2 separate regions of the Homo sapiens genome follow, and region 2 is linked to region 1. A link is an interaction called in ENCODE POLR2A ChIA-PET data of the cell type or tissue named here. Cell type or tissue: PC-3. All regions are shown on one strand. Region 1 has its middle 3.4 kb from the start of CYP27A1. Region 2 holds the start of LOC124906119 (a long non-coding RNA gene).

Evidence for each region. ChIA-PET counts read pairs that join two places held together with the same protein. Peaks named below come from ENCODE experiments on the same cell type or tissue, not always from the same donor. Only the 100,000 strongest peaks of a DNase experiment are listed, where the experiment ranks them.
Region 2: POLR2A ChIA-PET joins it to region 1 with 5 read pairs; 2 of 35 experiments call an interaction of 5 or more read pairs at or near these places.

The regions. Positions count from the first base shown.
Region 1 is chr2:218,777,464-218,779,963 of GRCh38, forward strand. No RefSeq gene overlaps it. Among named protein-coding and RNA genes, the nearest start is that of CYP27A1, 3.4 kb to the right of the region's middle. In PC-3, no CTCF peak of the experiment used is centred here; no DNase peak of the experiment used is centred here.
Region 2 is chr2:218,907,864-218,910,363 of GRCh38, forward strand. The region is part of intron 3 of LINC01494 (long intergenic non-protein coding RNA 1494); the gene reads right to left. It overlaps LOC124906119 (a long non-coding RNA gene), which reads left to right and starts at 1,297. Exons shown (of 2, transcript XR_007088090.1): 1 at 1,297-1,586. RefSeq lists an enhancer at 992-1,161. In PC-3, no CTCF peak of the experiment used is centred here; no DNase peak of the experiment used is centred here; H3K4me3 peaks cover 1,056 bases.

The DNA.
Region 1 (2,500 bases):
AAGATGACTCAGGTCAGAGTAGGTGACCAGGAGTGACTCAGGACGGAGCAGGTGATAGAGGCTAGGAGGTGGTTGTTTACTGGAACTAGGGGCAAGGAGACGAAAACTTTAAAATGAAGAGCTGAACATAACTGATACATTGATTCTTTGGAGAGGATCTCAGAACTCATTGTACTTAACAATTTACAGGCTAAAACCTTTGAAGAGGAATTTATTATATCCTACACCAGGAAGCAGAAGTTGTAGTGACCCGAGATCGTGCCACTGCACTCCACCTGTCAGGGAAACATCTCAAGCATGAGGTCATGAAAGTCAAGGCCCCCAGCTGCTGCCCTTGGGCAACATGGGAGAGGTGAAATTTAACGTTTGCTTCTCCTCGTAGTGATTCCCCTCTGAAAATGTCCTAGCTTTTTGGTAAAGGAACGTGCACTGTCTGGTGTGTGGGTCTTGTGAACCCTGAGGAGGTGGAGTGGCAGGAGATGGGGGCTTTCTTCTTTCCCATTTCCTCCTGGTGTCCAGGGAAGATGCCCGTTCACCTTGGGAGGACTGAGACTCGGAGCTCCAGGTAAAACTGGTGGGCTAGGGGAGGTCCCCAAATGTTGGTGAGACCTTGACCCTGGCCAGTATCCAGGTTCTTGACACCACTGCAAGAAGGAATTCAAGGATGAGTCAGAAAATAGTGAAAATATGGAGATTTATTGCAGTGAAAAGTACACATTAAAGAAAGGGGAGTGTGGGCCGGCTCAAGAGAGGCAGTTGCACCAAGAGACAGTTGCACCATAGGGTTTAGAGTTACCATCTTTATGGGTTTCTTTAACCAAGGGGTGAATATTCATGAAGATTTCTGGAAAAAGGTAAAGATTTCTTGGAACTATGGTATCATCCTTTTTTTTTTTTTTTTTTTTTTTTTTTTTTTTTTTTTTTTTTTTTTTGTGACAGAGTCTCTCTCTGTAGCCCAGACTACAACCTCTGCCTCCCAGTCCCGGTTCAAGCAATTCTCCTGCCTCAGCCTCCTGAGTAGCTGGAATTACAGGCACGTGCCACCATGCCCAGCTAATTTTTGTATTTTTAGTAGAGATGGGGTTTTACCATGTTGGCCAGGCTGGTCTTGAACTCCTGACCTGGTGATCCGCCCACCTCGGCCTCCCAAAGTGCTGGGATCACAAGTGTGAGCCACTGTGCCCAGCTGGTGCCACTCATGTTTGCACCAAATATGGGTGCTCCTAGAACTGTCACAGCGCTGGTGGGTGTGTAATTTAATATGTTAATGAGTGTATAATGAGGTCCTAGGTGAAACCTAGGTCAAATCCAGTGCTGTGTTGGTTCCCATCAGTCTTAGCCAGCTTGGCCCACATCTTGATTTTCGGGGTCTTCTTGGCCCTTGCAGCTATTTTAACAGTTTCCTTTTGCTAGTTGTGTGAAGCTGCTGCCTGGAATTGTTTATTTCCCTGCAACCACCGTGTATTATTCCTGCCTAATTTGACTGCCCGCAGAGATTTTTATTCTTTATTTTTAAGGGTTGATGAGGGAGGGAGGAGGTCAGTGTTTTATATTTACTTTTTGTTGATTAGGGTCATTGGCCATGTCTAGTTAGGGCATGGAAATTCCTAGCTGCCTGTTTTAAGGGTCCCAAGGGTGGGTTATTAGGAGAGTCTGAATCCGAGGCAGGGATTGGTTGGAATTTTTGTATGACCATTATTTTGACATGGAACTGCCATAATCCAGAAGACACAAACTTTATAAGGAGGTTAAACAAGCAAGGACCAAAGATTAGTAGAAATTAGAGTTATTAAAGGTTCCAGGAAAGGTAGGAACTGTGTCACACTTAGTAGGTATTTTTTTGATGAGGTCCCAGATGGTTTGAGCAGTGTGCTTATTGAAATTATGTAGCCAGGTAGCATGTTGGTAAATCTTTTTGTTTGTTTGTTTGAGACGGAGTCTTGCTCTGTCACCCAGGCTGGAGTGCAGTGGCGTGATCTCGGCTCACTGCAAGTTCCGCCTCCCAGGTTCACGCCATTCTCCTGCCTCAGCCTCCCGAGTAGCTGGGACCACAGGCGCCCGCCACCACGCCCGGCTAATTTTTTGTATTTTTAATAGAGACAGGGTTTCACCGTGTTAGCCAGGATGGTCTCGATCTCCCGACCTCGTGATCCGCCCTCCTCGGCCTCCCAAAGTGCTGGGATTACAGGCTTGAGCCACCATGCCCGGCCGCGTGTTGGTAAATCTTTTGAGCTGGCAGTCTAATTAATCCTGAGTTGTTAATATAAAGAACAGGTGTGGTTTATTACTGTGTAAACCCCTTTGTTTAGCTAGAAGATAAAGCCTTCTGCTTTTTGATCATTTGAATGGCTTATGTTTTGGCCCTGTTAGGGCCTCATACAATGGCTTAGCAATTCTGCAAAATCCTGCTATACCCAGGAAAGTTCTTAGGTTTTTTTTTTGTTGTTGTTGTTGTTTATAGAGGTTTTACTTCTAAGTAAACTTTTGTTTGATGGACAAG
Region 2 (2,500 bases), 130 kb after region 1:
TGCCTGTAATCCCAACACTTTTTGGGAGGCCGAGGTGGGCGGATCACCTGAGGTCAGGAGTTCGAGACCAGCCTGGCCAACATGGTGTAACCCCATTTCTAGTAAAAAAAATACAAAAAATGTAGCTGGGTATGGTGGTATGTGCCTGTAATCCCATCTACCCAGGAGGCTGGGGCAGGAGAATCGCCTGAACCCGACAGGCAGAGGTTGCAGTAAGCCGAGATCACGCCACTGCACTCCAGCCTGGGCAATAAGAGTGAAAACTTTGTCTCAAAAATAAATAAATAAGATTAGGGGGCTGGAGGCAAGGACCACATGGTGTCTGGCCAGACTTTACATTTCTTCCTCCATTCATTCACCATTCACTCTGGTTTATTAAGCACCTCCTGCACTTTGAACACTGTACAACACGTGAGAGGATAAAAGATTATTAACAGTAGCAGTTTCCATTTATTGAGAGCTTACTATGGAGTAGGCACTGAACACTCACGATAATTCTATGAAGTATTATTATTAACCCCATCTATCAGTTGAAGAAAAATGAGACCCAGAAAGGTTAAGCAAGTCATTTAAAGTCACAGAACAAACAAGGTTCCTGGATTTTCCTATGCACCTGTATCTGTGTGGACCCAAAGCCCCGGCACTTCACAATGAACTCCAGCGTCCTCTAGAAATCTAGGAACCGAAGGACTTCTTGACAAACTGCTCTACGACAGTAACGAGGCCTTAGAGCTGCAGCCAGACTGACTTCGAGTTTCGGCCGCATCCTTTTCTGTGACCCTCAGCAGGTTCCTTCACTCTTTTGAGCCTCAGTTTCCCCAATTGTATAACGAGGGTAAAAAACCACGCCTTTCTCTCAGGGTTATTGTGGGTATTCATTGAGAAGACGTGTGTGGAGCCCGGTGTCCGGCACCCAGTGAGAGCCTGGAACAATCATTAGGATGTCTGAGTCCTTATCACTCGTGCGCAGCACAACACGACCGTGGGCACAGGGTTGAAGGCGGTTCCCTACGCCTAGCCTCTCGATAGGAACCTTCAGGGACGGGTGGACTTAAAGGAGCCGGTGGCCTTAAGAGTCCAGTCGATGCTGCCACGTGATGGGCCTGGGGGAAAGCCCCGATCCCAAGCGCCAACAGAGCAGCCGACCTCAGCCAACCTCAACCAACACGTAGGCGAGGATGCCCAGGGTGAGCGCCAGCGGCGAGAAGACGCGCTATCGCGAGATCGGTGGGACCTACGCGTTTACAGGCCGGAAGTGAGGGGCGGGCCTAAGGGGGCGCGCTCCTTTTGAAACCTGAGACGGAGACCTGCGGAGGGCGAGGGCTGGTTGGAGGTCGCTGTCCTTTCTGGGAACCAAGCAGGGGTCGCAGGAGGGCGGGGATGGGTCAGCGGGGATCTCTGAGTGGGGTTCGGCTGAGAGAGGCCACAGTTTCATCTTTGGGAAGCTACCCTGGGCCGGCCACGCGCCGTGAGCCGGACTGGCGACGCCCCCCTGCCTCCACCGTGCTCCTTCACCCGAGAAATTCAGCTCAGCCCCAGCCTCTCGGCAACCTCCCTTTGGCTCCGCCTTTTAAAGGACCTTTACGGTAAATAACCCCGACGCTTAGGAGAGCTTCCTCTTCTGGGCCCTCAAACTTACCCAGGCCTCTTCTATGGACATGCAAGAGGTCTTAGCGACGTGTTCACACGATCACAGTTTAAAAAATATATATAAGTAGCAAAACTAAGGTATTTTAAACCAAATCTGTTCTTAACAGATTTAAAGATTTTAACTCTTAACAGGTTTAAAGAGACCACTGTCTTTTTCCACTGTGACTTTGCCTATCTGGAGGCATTGGAGTGGCTGTGAGCATTTTTAGGCATTTTGGAGTAGGGAATACACTGAGTTTGAGTTTATGTGGCTCGTGTGTATACTTACGTTTTTGCTAGCCTTCCAGGAATACCCCTAGTCCCCACTGTGCTGAATTACAAGCACAGTGACCTGAGTGTGTCAGAAGTCTTTTGGTCATAGATGTCCAGCATCAAAAAAATGGGGAGATATATTTGTCACAGTACAAGGTAATGTGAAGTTTCTTGATCGCTTATGGCTCATAACAAAAGGCTTGGTAGTTTCCTAAGTTTGACAGTCATCCTAAAATAAGGAGTTGGACAACTGGATCTTTTCTAAGCTAGCAGCGATAACAAATTTTGATCCACCATTAGAGAGAGGAATGACTCAATTATTTTCCTTTTCTCTCCATAGAATGACAAAAATGTTGTTAAAGAGGCCATGAAAGACTACACAGCCAAAAAATGTAGTGAGAAAGTGCTTAGCGATATGCCAGGCAGTTAATTTAACAAATAGTGTTTTTTCAATTTTTTGTGTGTGATGTTTTTGGTATGAGCTTTTTCAATTTTGTAGAGTGATGTAATTTCTTTTCTCATTTTAAATATTTATATTTGTACCTACTTTTGTATTTTAAATTTTCTATTCTTTTTCTTAACGAATACCATGAGATTA